2 separate regions of the Homo sapiens genome follow, and region 2 is linked to region 1. Evidence: chromatin loops called from intact Hi-C (ENCODE). Cell type or tissue: heart right ventricle. All regions are shown on one strand. Links, peaks and the distances in the headings refer to the core of each region. The heading gives the core; the rest is flanking DNA. Region 1 holds the start of LOC124903531 (a long non-coding RNA gene). Region 2 overlaps TMEM266 (transmembrane protein 266).

Region 1 (11,572 bases), core at 1,878-9,877:
GGGTCTCACTCTGTCACCCAGGCTGGAGCACAGTGGTGCGATCTTGGCTCACTGCAGCCTTGACCTCCTGGGCTCAAGTGACCCTCCACCTAAGCCTCAGCTGGGATTACAGGCACGTACTACCACACTCAGCTAATTTTTTGGACTTTTGGTAGAGTCGGGGTTTTGCTATGTTGCCCAGGCTGGTCTCAAACTCCTGAGCTCAAGTGATCAACCTACCTCAGCCTCCCAAAGTGCTGGGATTACAGGTGTGAGCCACTGTGCCTGGCCAGTAATAATAATAATAATAATAATAATAATAATAATAATTACTATTATTATTATTTGAGAGACAGAGTCTCGCTCTATCTCCCAGGCTGGAGTGCAGTGGCGCAATTTTGGCTCACTGCAACCTCCACCTCCTGGGTTAAAGTGATTCTCATGCCTCAGTCTCCTGAGTAGCTGGGACTACAGGCATGCGCCACCACCTGGGCTAATTTTTGTGTTTTTAATAGAGATGGGGTTTCACCATGTTGGCCAGGCTGGTCTTGACCTCCTTACCTCAAGTGATCCGCCCGCCTCGGCCTCCCAAAGTGCTGGGATTACAGGCATGAGCCACTGTGCCCCGCCCATAATAATTATTTTTTTATAAATTAAAAGGGCATAGTCTGTTGAACCTGAGTATATTCCAACACATTTAGATGGCTGAATATACTCTTAAAAACTGGATTGGTAGGCCAGGCGCGGTGGTTCACGCCTATAATCCCAGGACTTTGGGAGGCTGAGGCGGGTGGATCATGAGGTCAGGAGATCAAGACCATCCTGGCTAACACGGTGAAGCCCTGTCTCTACTGAAAATACAAAAATATTAGCCAGGCATGGGGGCAGACGCCTGTAGTCCCAGCTACTCAGGAGGCTGAGGCAGGAGAATTGCTGGAACCCAAGAGGTGGAGCCTGCAGTGAGCCGAGATCACGCCACTGCACTCCAGCCTAGGCGACAGAGCGAGACTCCATCTCAAAAAAAAAAAAATTGGATTGGTAAACAGCATATACTTTTCTATCAACCAGTGCTACAGTACCATCTAGAAGTCTTCTGGGAGACAGGGCAACCCAGCAGAAGATATGCAGACAAAATAACTCAGAACCCAGGTTCTTAAAGGAGCGAGGAAGTTCCTTTAAGCAATGTGTAATTAAGAAAAGAGAGTGCTCAAGTTAAAGAAACTTAAGGAAATCCTGGGAAAGTCTGAACTTAGAGCAACTGGAATTAACAGAGACAGAGAGCTCTCTAAAAGCAGAAGGGCAGCCAAGGAGGAAGCCACCAATCATATCCACACCAGATGTTTGTGGGGCAATAGAAGCAAGGGACAAAGGCTCAGAGCCAACACCAAGGAGAAATGGACAGATGTTTTGTAACCACATCTTACCAAGGGCTTCACCTTCCCTTAGTATTCCTTAGTAAGGAGGGTCTAAGCATGAAAAACAGAACTGTCCTCTATAGTATTTGGGATTTCATATCCATTTTATACTAAGTCTTATAAAATTCCATAACAGATTTAATCAGTATCAATCTTTTTATGTTCTCTTTATAAAACCTCAAGTTAATAAAGTCTTCTGAGACTAAGATTGATCACATAGAATGTCTAAACCCAACTGACAATGAAGTCAGAATTGAGATATCCATAAATGGGAAGCCAGGTGAGCAAGCCTTCTTTCCAGAATGGTGTTTTAACAACAAGTTGTATTTCCAAATGAGGTTTGTTTGTTTGTTTGAGACAGAGTTTCGCTCTTGTTGCCCAGGCTAGAGAGCAGTGAGCAGAGGCGTGATCTCAGCTCACTGCAACCTCCGCCTCCTGGGTTCATGCAATTCTCCTGCCTCAGCCTCCCAAGTAGCTGGGATTACAGGTGCCTGCCACCACGCCTGGCTAATTTTTGTGTTTTTAGGTTTCACCATGTTGGCCAGGTTGGTCTCGAACTCCTGATCTCAGGTAATCCACCCACCTCAGCCTCACAAAGTGCTGGGATTACAGGCATGAGACACCATGCCTAGCCCCAAATTAGTATTTTACATGCTACACAAGGTATTAGCCCTGTGGGGGATATAATGGGAAGGTCATTACTTTCATGGACCTTCCTGTCTCTCTGGGCAGGCAAATTTAAAAAATACAAAACTCCAAACTTTTTGCACATTTCTAGTAGTGGAGAACAAGTAAAAATTCACAAATCTGTATTTATAAATAATAAACATTAATTACCACATTAATACAGCCAATATAAAACATATACAAAAAAGAAGTAAAGATTATGAAAAATTTTTTTTAATTTAACTTTTTAGGAAGGAAAATTTCAAATATATACAATTGTAGAGAATTGTATCATGGACCTCTAATTCCCCACCACCCAACGTCAACGTTATTAACTCATGGGCAATCTTTTCTCTGTATCCCTGCCTGTCTCCACCACTCATGACTGTTTTGGAATAAATCCTAGATGCCGTTTCATTCACCTGTATTTCAATATGTAGTTCTAAGGATAACGAGGAGAAGGATTCCTTTTAAAAGAAGTAATCACAAAACTATCATCATCCCCAAGTCAACAATCTCTTCTTTGAGACACAGTTTCACTGTCACCCAGGCTGGAGTGCGCTGGCGCGATCTTGGCTCACTGCAACCCCTACATCCCAGTTCAAGCAATTCTTTTGCCTCAGCCTCCCAAGTAGCTGGGATTACAGGCGTGTGCCGCCATGCCCAGCTAATTTTTTTTATATTATTAGTAGAGACGGGGTTTCACCATGTTGGCCAGGCTGGTCTTAAACTCCCAACCTCAAGTGAGCCAACCGCCTCGGCCTCCCAAAGTGCTGGAATTACAGGCATGAGACACTGCACCCGGCGGTTTTTTTTTTTTTTTTTTTTTTTTTTTTTTTTTTTTGACAGGGTCTCACTCTGTTGGCCAGACTGGAGTGCAGTGATACAACGGAAACTCACTACAGCCTTGAACTCCTGGGCTAAAAGTGATCCCCCCACCATCAGCCCCCAGAGTAGCTGAAAAGCACAAGCCACCACACCCGGCTACCTTTTGTATTTTTTGTAGAGAGGAGGTCTCAGTATGTTGCCCAGGCTGGTCTCGAACTCCTAGGCTCAAGCAATCTTCCCGCCTTGGCCTCCCAAAGTGTTAAAATCACGGGAGTGAGCCACCATGCCTGGCCAGGATTTTCTTTATATCATTAAATATCCAGGCATTGTTTACATTTCCCCCATTTGTCCTGTATATATTTTTTTAAGGTTTGTTGAATCAGGAGCCAAAGAGGCCACACATTATGATTAATATGACTCTTAGGTCTCATTAAATCTACAGGTTTCCCCTTCCTCTACCTCATTTTTCACCTTGCAATTAATTGGAAAAACTGAGTCATTTGTCTGACAAAGTTTCCCACAGTCTGGATTATGGTGATTATATTTCCTTAGCAGTTTTTTTTGTTTTGTTTTTTGTTTATTTATTTGTTTTGAGATGGAGTTTCACTCTTGTTGCCCAGGCTGGAGTGCAATGGTGTGATTCTTGGCTCACTGCAACCTCCACCTCCCGGGTTCAAGTTATTCTCCTGCCTCAGCCTCCTGAGTAGCTGGGATTACAGGCATGTACCACCACGCCCGGCTAATTTTGTATTTTTAGTAGAGATGGGGCTTCTCCATGTTGGCCAGGCTAGTCTCGAACCCCCTAACTCAGGTGATCCGCCTGCCTCAGCCTCCCAAAGTGCTGGGATTACAGGTGTGAGCCAATGCACCTGGCCTCCTTAGCAGTTTTCTAACATGTTTCTCTGTCCCCTATGTTTCCTATACATTTTAATTAGTTTATAGATTTTAATCAGATTCAGGTTCAATTTTTTTGCAAGATTTCATAGGTGGTGCCATAACTTCAGTAGGAGACACATATTGTCTTCTTGTCCCTCTTTTTATTATACTAACAGCCATTGATAATTGCTTCCTATATCAATTAATTCATTAAGGTTTGCAAAAATGGTGATATTTTAATTTTGTTGTCCCTTTTTCATTGGTCAGCTTCTATTCAGACTTTCCCTCCTCAGTTAATGGATTAGCCTAAGGTATGGTTTATATAAGCAAAGAAGGAAAATGCTTAACTTTCGCCCCTTTATTTGTTTTCAAAATAATGAATTAGCATCTTGGTATCTTCCAAAATGATCAGTGAGGTGCTTATGGTTGTTTAAGCAGCTCCAGGGATTCATTCATTCACTCAGCATGGGTTGAGCGGAGGAGCAGATTCCCTGAAAAAGTGGCAGCAGTTTCCTGGAAAGGAGATATGGGAGAGGGGAAGAAACGACTGGCCTCTCTGGTACAAGGGCAAAGATGAGGGAGGAAAAGATGGTAAAATCATATTTAGATGGACAATAAGCAGGTGGCTTCAGCTGGAGGTTTTAATCCTTAACAAGCAGCACATTTTAGAAGGCAAAATTCCCTATGACGATGGGAATGCTGAGCCTGTTTGTTATTTAAAAATAATATTTCCCAAACAAAATAACCCTCAAAACACAAGCCTAGCACGAAGCAGGCATAGTCTAGCACTCTAAAAATGAACATCCGAAGTGCCAACCTGCTATTCCATAAACCTGGTAAAAGTGGAAGATAAAACCTGTTTTGGATTTACTGGGTGGGTGGGAAGGCTGCTTTTAAGACTTTAGTCAAATTCCAGTCTCTTCCACTTGTTGGTCATGAGTCTATGTATTTACCCATATATGTGTTCCAGCGAGATCTGCCAAGTTCAACCTTCCTAAGCTAATATCCTTGGAATTTTAGGGCTGAAAAAGGCTGCTAAGATCAAGTAGTCAGTCCCCTAAAAAAAGGCAGAATTCAACTCACCTGTCCCCAGAGGACCCCAGGTCTGTTCATCACCTCTTACTTGAGTGACAGCCCCATGGCACACATGACCTGCTTTCATACCCATTTCAGCGTTTCCCATGCCTGGTTTTACTCTGAATCACCTGGGGATCTTTGGGGAAACAGAAACTCATAGGTGCACTGCAGAAATGCTAAATCAGAACTCTGCAGGTGAAGTTTGAGAAGCTCTTTAAGTTTCCCAGGTGTTTCTGACATGCAGCCATTCCACTTGACCCTCTGTATCAGTGGTTCTCAAACGTTCTCATGTACCAGAATAATCACCTAAAGGGCTTATTAAAACCCAGCTTGCTGGCTCCGCCCATGAAATTTCTAATTTAGTATGTCTGGAGTGTTCGAAAATGTACATTTCTAACAAATTCCCAGAGGATACTGATCTGCTGACCCACCGACCACACTCTGATCTACTGAATCAGAAAGTTTGCTCAAGGTAAAGTAGTTATTTTTATCCCTATTTTGCAAATGAAGTTAAATGGTTGCAAAGCTACTGTGTTGGAATTAGCAGAAGCTATGCTGACCAAGCTGAAGAACCAGAGATAGGGTGTATCAGTTAGAAATACTTTTGTTTGCAAACAACAGTATACCTAGCAGTGACTTAGGCAATGAAGACTTCAGGCCAGGTGTGGTGGATCATGCCTGTTATCCCAGCACTTTGGGAGGCTGAGGTGGGTGGATCACTTGATATCAGGAGTAAGAGGCCAGCTTGGCCAACATGGCAAACCTCATCTCTACTAAAAATACAAAAATTAGCTGGGTGTGGTGGCTTGCACCTATAGTCTCAGCTGCTCTGGAGGTTCAAGTGGGAGAATTGCTTGAGACCGGGAGTTTGAGGCTGCAGTGAGCTATGATTGAGCCACTGCACTCCAGCCTGGGCAACAGACCAAGGCACTGTCTTAAATTAAAAAAAAAAAAAAAAGGACTAGAGGTAGATGATTCCAGAACTGGAGAAGTGGCACCCAAGCTCTTTTTTCCCCCGCATAGCTGAGGTATGACTGACAAATAAAATTGTATATATTTGAGACATAAACTGTAATGTTTTGATATATGTATACATTGTGAAATGATTACCACAATCAAGGTAATTAACATACCGATCACATCATATAATTACCTTTTTTGTTTGGTAGTAATGAGAATACTGGAGATTTCCTCTCAGCAAATTTAAGCATACAATATGTTGTTATTGACCATTATTAGTCACTATGGTGGTTATTATTAACCATTATTAGTCACAGACCTAATATATTAGGTCTCCAGCATGTATTCATTTTATAACTGAAGATTTATACCCTTTGACCAATATCTCCTCTTCTCCCTCACCACCTGCCCCCCGCAACCCCTGGTAACTATCATTCTACTCTCTTGTTACTATGAGTTCAACTTTTCTTTTAAAAAAAAGATTCTACATATAGGCTGGGCACAGTGGCTCACGCCTGTAATCCCAGCACTTTGGGAGGCCCAGGCAGGTGGACTACCTGAGGTCAGGAGGTCGAGACCAGCCTGGCCAACATGGTGAAACCCCATCTCTACTAAAAATACAAAAATTAGCCGGGCATGGTGGGCGCCTGTAATCCCAGCTACTCAGGAGGCTGAGGCAGGAGAATTGCTTGAACTCGGGAGGCGGAGGATGCAGTGAGCCGAGATCATGCCACTGCACTCCAGCCTGGGCGACAGAGTGAGACTCCGTCTAAAAAAAAAAAAAAAATTCTAACTATAAGTGAGATCGTGCAGTATTTGTCTTTCTGTGACTGGCTTAGCATAATATTCTCAAGGTACATCCATCTTGTTGCAAGTGGCAATATTATTGAGCTCTTTTTAAAGGCTGAATAATATTCCACTATATATATATATATATATATATATATGTCTGTGGGTGTGTGTGTGTGTGTACACACACATATTTGTCTATTGATGGACACTTAGGTTGCTTCCAAATCTTGGACATTGTGAATAGTGCTGCAATAAATGTAAGAGTGCAGATATCTCTTCAAGATAGTGATTTCCTTTCCTTTGAAAGGAAAGGAAATCCCACTCAGCAGTGGGATTGCTGGATCATACGGTAGTTCTATTTTGAGTTTTTTGAGGAGCATCCATACTGTTTTCCATACTGGCTGTACCAATTTACATTCCTACCACAATACACAAGGTTCTCTGTTTTCCACATCTTTGCCAACACTTGTTATCTTTTGACTTTTGACTTTTTTATAATAGTCATCCTAAAAGGTGTGAGGTGATATCTCACTGTGGTTTGGATTTGCATTCCCCTGATGATTGGTGATGTTAAGCACCTTTTCATAAACCTGTTGGCCATTCGTGTGTCTCCTTTGGAGAAATGTTTATTCAGGACCTTTGCCATCCCCATCCCCCCCACTGCCTTTTTTTTTTTTTTTTTTACATGGAGTCTCATTCTGTCACCCAGGTTGGAGTGCAGTGGTGCCATCTCAGCTCACTGCAGCCTCTGCCTCCCGGGTTCCAGCAATTCTCCTGCCTCAGCCTCCCGGGTAGCTGGGATTACAGGCATGTGCCACCAGGCCTGGCTAATTTTTGTATTTTTAGTAGAGATGGGGTTTCGCCATGTTGGCCAGGCTCGTCTTGAACTCCTGACCTCAGGTGATCTGCCCACCTGGGCCTCCCAAAGTGCTGGGATTACAGGCGTGAGCCACCATGCCCAGCCCCATTTTTTTTTAACAGGGCTATTGAGTTGTATAGGTTCCTTATATATTATATATTGAGTTATATGGGTTCCTTATATATTATATATTGAGTTGTATGGGTTCCTTATATATTATATATTGAGTTGTATGGGTTTCTTATATATATTGGATTTTAACTCCTTATCTGATAACTGCTTATCAGATATATTGCTAAAACATACTTCCTCCCATTCAGTAGGTTGCCTTTTCATTTTGTTGTTTCCTTTGATGTGCAGAAACTTTTTTATTTGACGTCATTCCTGCTTGTTTATTTTTGCTTTTGTTGCCTGAGGTTTTGCCTCCAAAATATCAATGCCAAGACCAATGTCAAGCAGCTTTCACCATATGTTTTCCTCTAGGGTTTTGATTTTTATGTATGGTGCAAGATAAGCGTTCAGATTACTTTTTTAATGTAAATATCCAGTTTTCCCAGTTTTTCTATTGAAGAGACTATCCTTTTCCCATTGTGTATTTTTGGCACTTTTGTCCAATTAGTTGACCATAAAGGCATGGGTTTATTTCTGGGCTCTTTGTTCTGTTCCATTGGTCAGCCTGTTTTTATGCCAGGACCATGTGGTTTTGATTACAATAGCTTTGTAATATAGCTTAAATCAGAAAGTGTGCTGCCTCTGGCTTTTTTTCTTCTTGCTCAAAGTTGCTTTAGCTATCTGGGGTCTTTTGTGGTTCCATACAAATTTTAGGAATTTTTTTTTTTCTGTGAAAAGTGCCATTGGAATTTTTGTTTGTTTAGAGAGAGTCTCACTCCATCATCAAGGCTGGAGTACAGCAGCACAATCATAGCTCACTGTAGCCTGAAACACGTGGGCTCAAGTCATCCTTCTACCTCAGCCTTCAGAGTAGCTGGGACAACAGGCACGCACTATTATGCTTGGATAATTTTGAATTTTTTTTAGAGTTGGGGGTCTTGCTATGTTGCCTAGGCTGGTCTGGAACCCCTGGGCTCAAGCAATTCTCCTGCCTAAGACTCCCAAATAGCCTGGATTACAGGTTCAAGACACTGCACCCAACTCACTATTGGAATTTTGATAGGAATTGTATTGAACCTATAGATTGCTTTGGGCAGTATGGACATTTCAATAATATGAATTATTCCAATCTATGAACATAGGATATCGTTCTACTTATTTGTGCATTCTACAATTTCTTTCAACAATGTTTTCTAGTTTTCAGTGTACAGAGAACCCAAGCTCTTCTCATCCTTCCATGCCCCTGTCTTGTGTGTGATAGATTCCTTATGCTTGTTTCCCTGTGGTTGCAGAATGGCTGCTACAGCTCCAGCTTGCACATCCTCACACCGACTCCCAAACGAGAAGAAAGAATCAAAGGCTTTCTCTTTACAAGGCTTTGATCTTTTATTCAGGAGGCATCTTTCTAAGCTCTCCAGACAACATTTCCTGATGTCTCCCTGGGCAGAGCTAGGACAGGGCTGCAAAGGAGCCTGGGCCAATAGGCAGCTGGCCAAGGGAGTTAGGGGTGCTATGTGAACCTAGTCCAGTCAAGATTCATCCCTTGGGACCGGACACGGTGGCTCACGCCTGTAATCCCACCACTTTGGGAGGCTGAGGTGGGCAGATCACCTGAGGTTAGGAGTTTGAGACCAGCCTGGCCGACATGGCGAAACCCCGTCTCTACTAAAAATACAAAAATTAGTCAGGCATGGTGGCACACACCTGTAATCCCAGCTACTCAGGAGGCTGAGACAGGAGACTCACTTGAAACCAGGAGGTGGAGGTTGCAGTGGCAGTGAGCCAAGATCACGCCACTGCACTCCAGCCTGGGCGACAGAGCAAGACTCCATCTCAAAAAAAAAAAGATTCATCCCTTGGGGATAGGCATATTGTTTCCATAAACATAATCTCGGTTGTCTTAGCAAGGAAGAAGCAGGGAGGGACTATGGCATAGGTAACTAATTGTATGCTAGACCAGGTTTGGACACTTCTGATGTGGTTCTGAGGCTCAGCTGAGATAAGCTTTCTGGGTCCCTAAACAAGACTGGCCAAATGTTGGTGAGTGGCTGGCAGCATGTGCTCTCACAAAACCTTGGGGTTCTTTTACGTGGAGATAGCATTGCATGCATGTGAGGTTCAGTTCTAACATCATAAAGCCTGCTTTAGAATCTGCTCCTAGGGGGAAGCCACTGAGCTCTGGCATGTTTCATGGACATCATGTTCCACACCCTCAGGAGGAGAAGGTTGTATTTCTTGTGCTTGATGAGAAAGGTTTCTGTACAACAGATGCTGGTCCTCCTTGTTGTTACCTTGACCCCCTAATATTTTACTCCATTAACAAGGAGCTAAAATGAAGAAAATCAATCACACACCTGAGCATTCTCCCACTCCAATCTCCAGTCTATTGCAAAATTATTAGCTGCAAATCTGCTAAATGAATGGGCAGAGAGCCCACAGTGGCTTTCATCTCTAGGTGAGCCAAGGTCTCTTGTGGACCCCTTTAACTTTCTATTGTTTGCTCTTTTTCACTTACTTAGTGATGTAGTCTGTCAATTACTACTGGTCTCATGCAGCATGGGAAACACAAAATAAGGTTACACAAAATCAAACCATCCATCATTACTCAGTTACTCTTTTCAGAAAGCCAAAAGGACAATTATCGTAATTCTTCCCTTCCCCTCAATATCTTTTTTCCACTTTAGAGCTTCCCTAACAAACACTTCTGTAAGTGACCCCACTGAGACAAAGGATCCACTTGCTCCTCGCCCCTAGCTGGCCTAGGCTGAAAATAATACCACCCAGCAAGCAATCCTCAGCCCCAGCCTGATGTCATTTTCCCTCCAGAATTCTGCAGAGTTTCTGGAGAACTAAAATATCTATGATTTTGAGAACCACCAACAATGAGCTAGGGCTGCAGCGGCTGTCCCAGTATCTCTAACCCTCCTTCAATCAAGCAAATCTTAAGTATAAATGCCACCTTTCAAACACTTTGCAAATTTCCAAATTAATCTTTTGCTTTACATGCTATTAACTAAAATATGTTAGGAACCCGGATATAATTAACTTTGCCAGTGAATACTACATGGCACCAGGCAAGTAACTATTCTTTGGTAAATGGAGGGAAAAAGTCCTCTTTCTTCAATACTTTTCATACTACATATGGTAAGATTGTAAAAAAAAGATCCCATTTTTTACCTGCATTGTATCAATGCCCTGTTTGTCATGTAATTTTTCATTACCCTTTTACCTGGTGGTTGGCCTTGGCCATTTGGTTGACCAAGCAAATCCACTTGCTTTGTCCAAATAGATGGTAAGCAAACATGAAAGCTCTCACATGATTGGGCCTGCCCTCTCTTGCACCTTTCCCATCATCATGACAGCATACTCAGGCTGGCCTGCTAGAGGATGGTCATTGCCCCAGTCACCTCAACTAAGGCCAGCCAACAGCTGCCCTCCAGGCATGTGTGAGAGAGGCTAAGCCAAGACCAAAAGAGCCACCCAGCTGTGCCTAGCCTAAATCACTGACCCACAGACTCATGATCTAAATAAAGGGCTTTTTGGTTTGTTTCTCAATTCATTCTTCAGTCACTTATTAGCATCTTCTATGTTCCAGGAACTATACTAAACATTGAGGTTATCAAGATAAATGAGACATGATCACAGCACTCAAAAACTCATGGGGTAGTAGTAGAGACAGATGCATAGATAGACATTTACATCAAAGAAGTGAGAATAGTGAAAGACTATCAAGGAGTGTTTTGTGAGCTGTAAACTTCTGTAACTAATGATTAACTAATGATTCCTCACGCTGGCAGGCACAATCTCCTTCCTTGCTTCAGCCACCTGTTAAAGGTTTGTTTTGGCCGGGTGTGGTGGCTCATGCCTGTAATCCCAGCACTTTGGGAGGCCGAGGCAGGCGGATCACTTAAGGTCAGGAGTTTGAGACCAGCCTGACCAACATGGTGAAACCCCACCTCTACTAAAAATACAAAAATTATCTGGGCATGGTGGTGAGTGCCTGTAGTCC
Region 2 (11,572 bases), core at 1,615-9,614, 60 kb after region 1:
AAAATACAAAATTAGCTGGGTGTGGTGACACATGCCTGTAATCCCAGCTACTTGGGAGGCTGAGGCAGGAGAATCACTTGAACCCAGGAGGCAGAGATTGCAGTGAGCCAAGATCATACCATTGCACTCCAGCCCGGGCAACAAGAGCAAAACTCCATCTCAAAAAAAAAAGAAGGCTGGATGCAGTGGCTTATGCCTGTAATCCCAGCACTTTGGGAGGCTAAGGCAGGTGGATCACAAGGTCAGAAGTTTGAGACCAGCCTGGCCAACATGGTGAAACCCTGTCTTTATTAAAAATACAAAAATTAGCTGGGCATGGTGGTGTGCACATGTAATCCCAGCTACCCAGGAGGCTGAGGCAGGAGAATAGCTTGAACCCGGGAGGCAGAGCTTGCAGTAAGCCGAGATCATGCCACTGCACTCCAGCCTGGTGACAGAGCAAGACTCCATCTCAAAAAAAAAGAAAGAAAAAAAAAGTAGAGAAATTATTCTGGAATACCTAAACCACAGAGCCCAATCCCATCATTGGACAGGAGAGGATGCCAGGACCCAGAAAAGTGAAGCGACTTGTCCAGAGGCTCACTCCTAGTTTGTGAAAAAGCTGGGACTAGACTCAGGAAGTCCTGAGGCCTTAGTCCAGTGCTGCTTCTTTTTTTTTTTTTTTTTTTTTTGACAGAGTTTTTCGCTCTTGTTGCCCAGGCTGCAGTGCAATGGCGCAATCTCGGCTCACCGCAACCTCCACCTCCCAGGTTCAAGAGATTCTCCTGCCTCAGCCTCCCAAATAGCTGGGATTACAGGCATGCACCACCACACCCTGCTAATTTTATATTTTTAGTAGAGACGGGGTTTTTCCATGTTGGTCAGGCTGGTCTCGAACTCCTGACCTCAGGTGATCCGCCTACCTCGGCCTCCCAAAGTGCTGGGATTACAGGTATGAGCCACCGCACCCGGCCGGTCCAGTGCTTCTTTTCAAAACTTGGAATGTCATCTTTGGAAAAGGAGAGTAACTAATAACCATCTGAATGTGGTTACAACTGGAAATACGTTTATTTCTCTCCAAACTTTGTCTTCAAACCGGCCCTGCTGGCTCTCTCTTCCCTGCCCCTTGATGATAACTTTGACAGACTTCATAGCTTTCTGGTTACTCATAATTTCAAGAACCTCAATTAAGGTTAATTTTCAGGTGTTTAAAAAAAAAAAATGCCGAATCTGGTCTAAATCAAATCTTTAACTTGACACCCAGTTCAAAGCTCCTCCCCCTGCCCTGGGTAAGACTGAGCACAGCTCTAGGTCTTGCAGCAGGGAAGCGGGGGAAGCCTGCACTTTCTCTCCTCCTCTCTGTCCCCCACTGCTTCTTGCTTTCTGGGGTCAGTGAGGGGTCTGGGGTGGGGCTGGTGGGAACCAAAGAGTAGAGTAAAGGGGCAAAAGTCTTCACACTTGGTTGCAGCTCTCCCTTGGCTGACAGCATTCTCTGGGTTGCAAGTGTCCAAATGCTGAATGTTCCATGGGATGCAGCTATGGTTTCTCAAGAGGCCTTATGAGAATCTCCATAGGGTGTGAGTTAGGGGCACCAAATGGAGAGGTGCTCTTGGAGCCCTCACTCTTGGCTGGGAAGAAACAGCCCTCTCCCACCCACACTGGGAGAAGTAGGGACAAATGATCGTACTTTCCCTCACACTGCCCAGTGACTCAACTCTCCTTGAATGCCTCATCTTTCCTTCACACAGGCTGTAGGTGGGTAATGGTGGCCAGAACAGTTCACCAGTCTGTCTATAGATCTTGTGGGGTTGTGCCTAGCTGTTCCTCTGCAGAAGGTGGGAATACTTACCACCTAGCATCTTCACAAAATATCCCATTCGACATCCCATGACAGGAATCCTGAATGTTGTCTGCAGGGAGGAGGTACTTCTTAATTTTGTAAAGCCTTGGCACTACACAAAGAGGAAGCAGCTGCTGGAAGTTCCTGGGGTAGCAAGGGATCTACCCAGGAACTTCTGCAGAAAGGAGTGGCTGCCTCCCAAGACAACCCCCTTTATCATATAGAACGTCAAGGAGCCTAAGGAAAAGACTCTGAAAGTTGCTTCTTCCCCGGGACAAACCAGACTGGGTGTGTCAGGATAAGACAAACTCCTGAGTCTGTCCTTCAATGACTATGTGGCACTGACTGAGCACTTTCCTCTTTCTGGGCCTCAGGCTCCACATCTGTAAAATAGTGGGAGGGTAAGTATTTGTCATTTTTGGTGGCCTAGCATTGGAGGACCCTCTGTATTTGGAGGAATATCAAGATAGGTGGCTGGCAAGGTCCCCTCTTCCCCATTATGGAAGCCCAAGAGGGAGGGGACATATTGTCTTTCTCCCTACCCTTGCAATGTAGTTATAGCATGGAAATGTGACCTGGGCTCAGCCAAGAACTTTGAATCCTTAATAAGAATGGAAAAGTCTAGCTGTGGTGGAATAAGTTCCAGAGGTATGGCAGTGTTGACTGGGAGTGGGTAGCCCAGAGTACTAGAGTAGTAGTACTAGAGTACTTGAGCTGTACCTAGCCACCATTATTTTCTGAGCTGGCTCTCTAAGACCTTATGACTCTGCAGAAGTGCCCATGTTCTTCTGTCATAAACATGCTTGGCTCACAGCCCCCATTTCAATTCCTTTCTTCCTTGTCTCCCTCTATTCTAGAGGCCAGAAAGCAAAACAGTTGAATTTCCATAGTCCTTAGCATTCAGAAGTAGTCATGTGATACAGTTGTGATGAATAAAATAAAGAAATAAGTCCCTTCTCCAATATGAAGGCAAAACCTGGAAGGAAAAAGGCTTTCATGCCTCATCTTCATCCTTCCTCCTTCTTCCTAACTGGAACACAGATGAAATGCCTGGAGGTGAAGCAGCCATCCATGACTATGAACAGAATGCTAAATAGAACCTCAGCCTCTGATGACAGCCCTGAGCAGCCGGACAAGCCCTGGATTTCTGCCTCTAGACTTATTACACAAGGAAAATAAGATATCCGCCTATTTAAGTCACTGTTTTTCAGATTTTCTTACTCCCAGATAAACACATTCCTTCCTGATCTACTTCAATATTAGGAATATTCAATAAATGCAATAAACGTTGCATAATATTCAATAAATTCAATAAATATTCAATAAATGCAATAAAGGTTGTATAATATTCAATACATTCAATAAAAGTTGAGCTGAGAATGGTATTTACAGTTGTACAATATCTTATAGTTTATAAATTGTCATTACTGCTGAAGTTTCTCAGGGTAGGTTTCTTTTTTTTTTTTCTTTTCTGAGACAGAGCCTCACTCGGCTGCCCAGGCTGGAGTGCAGTGGCATGATCTTGGCTCACTGCAAAGTCCACCTCTCGGGTTCAAGCAATTCTCCTGCCTCAGCCTCCCGAGTAGCTGTGACTACAGGCGTGCACCACCATGTCCCGCTAATTTTTTGTATTTAGTAGAGATGGGGTTTCACCATGTTGACCAGGCTGATCTCGAACTCCTGACCTCAGATGATCCACCTGCCTTGGCCTCCCAAAATGCTGGGATTACAGGTGTGAGCCACCACACCCGGCCCACCAGGGTATGTTTCTGTTGCTTAACACCAGAGACTCTGGTTGGTACCTTGAGCTCTTAAGGTCTCCTCCAGCTCTGACAGTCTATCCTCTTTAAGAGGAACATTCCTCTTACTATGCAAACTCATATCAACCTCAGCTTTTACAACTCAACCAAAGAGAAGAGCAATCATCTCGCTTTGAGGTGGTTCATCACCAAACCAGGCCCTATCTCCTCCTGCTTTTTCTGTCCTTTGATCTATTCCTTAAAGCCAACAGCCAGCCCACCCATGAGTCGACCTAGCCTAGTGTGACCTCACAGAGCTACCTACTTGACTAGACTTACAATTTCCAGAGGCAGATAGATTCCTGCTAACTAGGCCGAATCTGAGTTCAGTATGACATGTTCGTACAATATTTTGTAGTTTGAAAACTTAAACTATCTTTTTTCTGCTATGTCACTGATCCTTGCAACAATCCTGAGATAAACAGGGCAAGCATAAGGACCCTGATGCTCACAGAAGTGATGTGCTGTAGGTTCTAGAGATGATAAATAAGATGACCATATGACGGGAGAAAGTGTGGGAAGGAGAATGTACACTGGGCTAGGAGTCACGAAGCACAGGCACTATGTTCCAGCCCTGCCACTCATTAGTAGCTTGACCTCTTGCAAGTCTACCTGTCTGGATCCAGTTTCTTCATCTGTACAACAAGGATGCTGGATGTATTAGTTAGTGCAGGCTGCCATAACAGAATATCATAGATTGGGTGGCTTAAACAACAGAAAGTTATTTTCTTACAGTTCTGGAAGGCTGGAAGTCCTGGATCAGGATGCCAGCATGGTCAAGTTCTGTAAGGGCTCTCTTCCTGGCTTGCAGACAGCCACCTTCTCACTGTGTCCTCACATGGAAGCAGGAGAGAGAGATAGTATCTTTCTTCCTCTTTTTATAAGGGTACAGTACTATCAGATTAGGGACCGACCCTTATGACATCATTTATCCTTTATTATCTCCTAAAGACCCTATCTCCTGATAAGTCACATTGGGGGTTAGGGCTTCAACATATACATATATTTTTTGGAGGGGAAACAACTCAGTCCACTGTATTGGATATGATCTTTGGAGTTCCTTCCACCTGTTAGCACAAGTCTGGAACACTGAAGATACAGTAGTCTATGGAATTAGTAATTCTACCTTGCCTCCTTTTGAGAAACTACACAAGGCTTATTTCTAGACTATTCGTAGGGAACATTTTGGAGATCATCTGTGTAAACACTTTCCCATCCCTAGGGCAATTAACAAGCCAAAGGTAATCTCTGGCCAAATCAGGTCTCTCCCAAAGTTGGGGCCTTAAAGTTTTTCAGAAAGCATGTATTTTAACTGTCACTTTTAGCCTTTGGGTATGGCATGCAATTTCTGCTACTGCATTTAGAAAGAACATAATGATGACTGTCAATTGGAGGTGGGTTTTAAATCACAAGTCTCCAGCTAAATTTTCTAAGAGCCATGAAGATTACTGAGCAATTGTGGCCTTTCAGCAAAGCACAAAGTACCTTGTCAGTCCTACTTTATGCAGCACCTGCGAGTGCTGTCTTAGAGTGGCTTTATGGTCAGAAGCAGGCTCTGGTGGGGAGAGCTGGCCCTTTGCAGGTCAAATATAATTCCCTCCAGTCATAATCAAATATTTCAGATTTCTCCAGAAATATTAATTATTTTTGGTTTGATATACTTATTGTCAAAGGCCGACAAGTACTTTGAGCACTTAAATTACAATGCCCCCCACAAAAAAATACCCCAAGGATGATTTTAACAGTCACAGGATGTGTTATTGCATACTTTAAGCTCTTAAATACAATGCCAAAAAAAAAAAAACCCAAGAATGACTTTTTCTTTTCTTTTCTTTTCTTTTCTTTTTTTTTTTTTTTTTGAGACGCAGCCTTGCTCTGTCACCCAGGCTGGAGTGCAATGGCGCAATCTCGGCTCATTGCAACCTCCGCCTCCAGGGTTCAAGTGATTCTCCTGCCTCAGCCTCCCGAGTACAGGCATGTGCCACCACACCAGTTAATTTTTTGTATTTTTAGTAGAGACGGGGTTTCTCCATGTTGGCCAGGCTGGTCTCAAACTCCTGACCTTAGGTGATCCGCCCTCCTTGGCCTCCCAAAGTGCTGAGATTATAGGCGTGAACCACCGCACCCAGCCCCAAGGATGATTTTAACAGTCCCAGAATGTGCTGTTGCATCTAGACCCGAGGCCTTCAGGAGTAAGAAGATGGTCTGCATTTCTGTAATTTGTTTACATCTCCTTATTTATGATATAATCTACAACTGCTTATAGAGTCTAAATTTTCCTTGTCTGTGTAATTTCAAACCCAAATTTACCTTTCATGTATATTATAACCCAATCTTCATCTTCATTTGACCCAAATTATCTAAGTTCTGTATTCTTCAAACTAGAAAGATGCTGAGTTTTCTGTATTGATCCTATGGAGAACGGTTCTCAAATGGGGGTGACTTTGCACCCTAGGGGACATTTGGCAATTTCTGGAGACATTTTTGGTTGTCACCACTGGGGACGGGGGGTAATCGCGGTAGTACCGGTGGCATCTAGTGGGTAAGGGTCACGGATGCTGCTAAATATCCTACAATGCACAGGACTGCCCCTGCAACAAAGAGTCACCTGGCCCCATGTGTCAACAGTGTTGAAGTTGAGAAACTCTGCTACAGAATGTCAAGATGCAAAGCATATGGTCCTTTGTGGCTTCCAGGGTTGTGGGGTGGGAAGCTGTTATACTGGCAGCACAGCTCTGGCACTCTTCATGACCCCAGGGACACACACAGCAGATGCCGATGAAAACTTAGGCTGTCTTTGCCAGGCCAACTCACAACGCCAATAAAGGGGTTAATTTTTTTTTTTTTTTTTAAGTAGGCAGCCCTTCCTTTGATTTTCATCCAACTTCAATGCCCTCTTCACCAGGGCAGGAAGGAGAAAGCAAGCAGGACTAGAACACAGTGGCTCCAGAGCAGGCCTATAGCAAGGTCTGAAGGGTTGATAGATTTGATACTCACAGCTTTACAGCTCATTTTATTCTGAGAGTAGAGAGTATAGAAAAAACTTCTAAACACTTCTTAAAAATTCTAACAGCTTTATAGGTTGGTAGGATTTCAAGCTACTTTTTAAAAGCATTAAATTATTCCCTGTGCTCTCATTATTTTAATTATTTCTATATATCCCTCCTCGTTCCAAGAAGGTTCTGACATGGGTAACTCTCCCTGTGGTGTTGACTTAATTATCCCGTATCAAGCTTACATGAGCTCCAGGACTGATCAATACAGGTTTCAATTTAGGAGGAAAAAGGATTTTGGAAGGGCCAAGTAAAACCATAATGTTTTGGCAGTTAAAAGATATGAGTTAAATTCCCACTATGTGTAAAGTTATAGTGCTAAATGCTGAGGAAGATATTTTTTAAAAGTATAAATCACAGCTGGTGCCCTTAAGTAATTCATACTCTGTCTGAGAGAGACAGGCTCCATGCCCAAGGGAGGCTGTCTTCTGCTACAAAGCAGGCTGTGCTTGGTGGCTCCTGGGCAGGGGCACCCCTCGGCATTCTTCCCTCCTCTGGCCAGGGAAGGAGGGGCAGAATAGGAAGAGGTGAGGGTGGTTGAGTGGGGAGTGCGCGGGACAAAGCCTCAGAAGTGGACGCACACTGGGGAGGGTCTGAGATATAAACAAACTAAACGAGAGCCAGATCTTAGAGGTCCTGATGGCTAGAGGGAGGCATTTGGGTTTTATTCTAAAGTTACAGGCATGTACACAGGAAGTTATATGATAAAAAAAAATAGCATTTGTTGGGTGCTTACCCTTTACTAAGCATACTATTTAATCCTCTGCCGTAGCTACTCTTCTCCCCATTTTACCGATGAGGACACTGAGGTACGAGGGTTAAATCACTTACTCAAAGCTACTCTAGCAAGTGCTAGAGCCAGGATTCACATCACAGGCAGAGCCCACACTCTTAACCACTTCAGACTGCCTCTTGATAGAACAGGAAGGATGACAGCAGAGGAGAGACCAGATAGACACGGACACCGCTAGGAAGGAGCTGCCGACAGACAGCATTTCAAAGAGTAGAGGAAGTCAATGGGGTCAGATGTTGCTGAGCCATCATGAACGAAATCTGAGAAACAGCCATTGGATTTATATTAGGCAATCACCGGTGACCTTTAAGAGTTCTGTTTCAGTAGAGGGGTGGGGGCAGGAGCTCCTTGCAGGGTATCAAGAAGGGCAGTGATAGAGCCTTGCATAGAAACTGACAGTTAAAAGACAGGGAGAAATGGGAGAGAAATTTCCAAGCTTTTCTTTTGAGACTGTGTCCCAAAACAATGGAACTTTTTCTTTGTTGAGGAATTGCAATATATTTCACCTTGTTCTTTTGTTTTGATGGGCAAAGCTAACAAATTTTAGGAGTCATGGTTAAAGGAGAATTAGTAACTGTCATAGAAATTGTTTTTTAAAAGCCCTGCATCAAATTCAGGTAAAGTACAAAGATTTGACTATTTCAAAGGAAACTGTCATGGGCAGAAGGTTAATTGGCCTTATGCATTGTATTGGCTGGAGAAAATGGCAATTGTGTAACCAGGGTGGGATGGTGTGAGGGAATTGTAGATAAAATAACTTGCTTCAGACCTGTTTTGAGCCAAGGGAAAGAAGCTGAAGCATTGCATGCATTACGGCTTGACAGTGAAATCTAGAGAACAGCTGCCTGGACTTCCAAAAACCTGGGCTGCAAAGGGCAAAAATACTTATTAAAATTCCTTGTTTTAATGAGTTCTGGGAATAGGAGTTATCAGCCTCTGTCCTAGCTACTAAGTAGTTTCTATTACAAATCAAAAGCAGTTTTAGGGAGGCTGTGTTTTTTGAAGGGGAAATCCTCTCCTGGCGGGTAATTCAGACTGCCTAGGGCAGCAATTAAAGCCATCCGGGAGGAGGAGAGGAGGCCTTTGTGGCTGAGGAGCAGTTTCTCCCAGGCTTCTTTCCATAACCATGAACTCCCTTTAGCATCCCAGTGTAGTCCATTCTAAAGTGTTCTGCAGATGAATCAGTCCTCAAAGTGCCTATGATTTTGCTACGGCCCAAGAACTACTGCAAACAATAGATGAATGAAAGATATATGTGGAGTCCTTCCTGGGACTGCTTACACCAAAGACATCTCAGGCTGTGATGCTTCTCAGACACATGGGGTAAGTGCTTTGGCAGTGAACTCTCAGACCCTGGCTCAAACAGGGATGACACCAACAGGTATTTAATGTTTAAAAAATGCAACAGGCTAATAATGCAGGCAGTGCAAGGATTCACCTGTCTGTGTAAAAAGCCAGTAGGAATGACCGTAGGCTCCTTTTCCTTTCTAGTGACTCAGGCCACTGGGAGAGTTGATGGATGGCTGAAGGAATCCAGAGTCTCCTTTGGAAGTTCTTCAAAAACATTATGCATTCCCATTACAAGGGAACCCACACAGATCTCTTCTCCATCCCAGGCCATCTCCCCACGTACCATTTGCTGCCTCGTCACACATCCCAACCCTCAGGTGACTTTTTCCCCATCTTTACAGGTTCCTCTCTTCCCAACACCGGCTCAAGAGTAAGCCAGATCTTTCCCGATTCTTCTCTACTTTCTTGCTGTTCCCCCAAACAACACATAAAGCTTTTGCATTTTAGAGGTTTCATTGCTCACTACAGAGAACAGTAAGGACTAACAAAAACAAAAAGTGTGGGAAGCTGGAAAGATTCAAGGATACCATAGTGATTTGTTGATTCTTTTTTCACAGTACCAGAGTTGGGGGAGTGAACAAAATACACAGAACCCCTGCCCTTTGGAGCATTCATTCCATGGGGGAGATGGGCAATACACTTAACAACTAATTAATATAGTAGGCTAGGAGGTGCTACGAATAAAAGCAAGACAGGGAGGAGGAAAGGATGCTGTGGGAGTGGGGATAGTTTTAAAGGAGTGGTTGGACTATGAGCAAAGCTGAAATGAGGCGAGGGACTATGAAGATACCTGTGGGAAGAGTATTCCAGGGGAGAGAACCATTAGTGCTAAGGGCCTGGGGCAGGGGGTACAGCAAGGAGGCCAGTGTGGATGGAGCAGAATAGGATGGGAGGCCAGAGAACTATGGGGCAGAAAGTGCTTCATCTTGCAGTCAGGGTGCAAAAGGCAATGAGCCCAGAGTTTGAGCTATGCTGACTTGGGCTCAAATCTTGGCTCTGCCCCTTAGGTCATATACCTTGGGCTCCCCCACTTCTTATCATATAAACAGTTGACCACAAAGGGTGGTCACTGCAATATGAGATGTGAAACTTCCTATCACAGGACACAGCACACGACAGCCATAGTAAGAAACAGAGACTGATGAAAATCAAGTATTTCAAAGTAATCTGTGAACTTTTGTGATTCAAGACTGTCGACAACTGAATAAAAATCTCATTTTAAAGAATACTAAATTAAGAAATACTTTAAGAAAAAACACATTTCATAATGAAGTAGCTTACAAGGTCGATCAAGGAAAAACAAATATCCCAGTTTTAGTGCCTTATTCAACAATGTACTAAAATATTCATTATAATCAGTCACCACAGACATGTGAGTTTCATAGCTTGGAAAACTTTTCCCCCACTCTCCCAAAAACTCTCGTGAAGGGAATAAAAACAAATAATGCTTAAGCATTAATAGTTTCCCATATGACTTTCCCAGTTTAAATATATGTTTTAAGAGAAAAAAAAAGTAGTCCAGAAACACTTTTATATTTCCTGAATTGGCCTTTGCACGATAAAGCCTTCTCAGCTCTGCATTAAATGAAATCCTGCTTGAATGGAAGACAGCAGACTAGTCCGTTTCTCAAACTCTTCAATCATGAGATTCCCAACTGAAGAAGATAGTGATGCTCCCCACAGGAAAACTCATTTCCTCCCCAGAAATCAAGTAACACCTCTTGCTTTCTGCTTCTTGCCCAGTAACATCAGGACTCATCTTGAGTTTATCTGATCATAGACTGGAAATCCCCAAGACAGAAAGATCCTGTCTCAGCATTTCTGTAAACACCAGGGAATGTGCTCCTCCTAAACTGAGTGTTTCCCACGAGGCAAGAATACTATGTACAAACCGCTATACTGTTTCAAAAGAACAGTGTAATGAAAAAGGTAACATCATGTTGCTCTAAAACCAATCACATTGACCAAGGCAAAAACAGAGCTTATAAAATTAAAAGAGATAGTCTTATATTTCCTACTTAATATTATTCATCAATTTATAATTAAAAGCTGTTATTTGCATGGGATATACTTTCCAAATAATTCCTTCTATTCACCTATACCTTTCTCACCACTATCTCAACTATGTGACCTGAGTAGAAAAGCTATTAGCCCCACTGGGTGAATTTTCACTGATGCAACTACAGCAATTTCTAAGTCCATGAGAACTGCTAGGAATGTTTAACAAAATCCAATACCTGCATTATAATAATGCACTTTAAAAAAATGATTAAATACACATCCATAGCTGAATGCAGAGATTCCAAGAACTTTGAATGCATAATTGCTACAATCATAGAGAGACTGGATTACGAGCCACGGCTGGTACGGATGGATTCCTTCCTCCCATTAAGGCACTCACAGGCAAGTGTGATAGACAATGTTGCTCTGATGACTGGCAGTGAGACCAGAAGATAGTGTGAAGGGCAGCAAGGAGGGTAGGGTGGGATGCGATAATGGAAAATGGGAGTGATTCATTCTACTTAATGCATATACGTTTTATGGGTTTAAATCTGGAGGGAAACAACTTTTTAAACTCAACTCCTTGTGTGTGAGAATTAAATGGAAGCACATCTTGGACCCCACTTTTTATAGGTTTAGTGCCACCTCAAAAAATTCCATACTGATCCATTCTGAAACAACTGCTTTTCTTACTGGAAAGCCACAAAGTTGGTGCAGAATCTATGAAATGGAAAATTAGACCCAAGCCAACATGCTC

Evidence for each region. Hi-C counts contacts between places; a loop is a spot of excess contacts. Peaks named below come from ENCODE experiments on the same cell type or tissue, not always from the same donor. Only the 100,000 strongest peaks of a DNase experiment are listed, where the experiment ranks them.
Region 2: it touches region 1 in a loop (4-fold over the local background); 83 of 110 quality-filtered maps call a loop at or near these places.

Annotation. Positions count from the first base shown.
Region 1 is chr15:76,121,551-76,133,122 of GRCh38, reverse strand. All of the region lies in intron 1 of TMEM266 (transmembrane protein 266), which reads right to left. LOC124903531 (a long non-coding RNA gene) reads left to right here and starts at 5,258. Exons shown (of 3, transcript XR_007064723.1): 1 at 5,258-5,313. In heart right ventricle, for the core only: no CTCF peak of the experiment used is centred there; no DNase peak of the experiment used is centred there; H3K27me3 peaks cover 3,742 bases.
Region 2 is chr15:76,061,538-76,073,109 of GRCh38, reverse strand. All of the region lies in intron 1 of TMEM266 (transmembrane protein 266), which reads right to left. Among named protein-coding and RNA genes, the nearest start is that of TMEM266, 7.3 kb to the right of the region's middle. In heart right ventricle, for the core only: no CTCF peak of the experiment used is centred there; no DNase peak of the experiment used is centred there; H3K27me3 peaks cover 3,441 bases.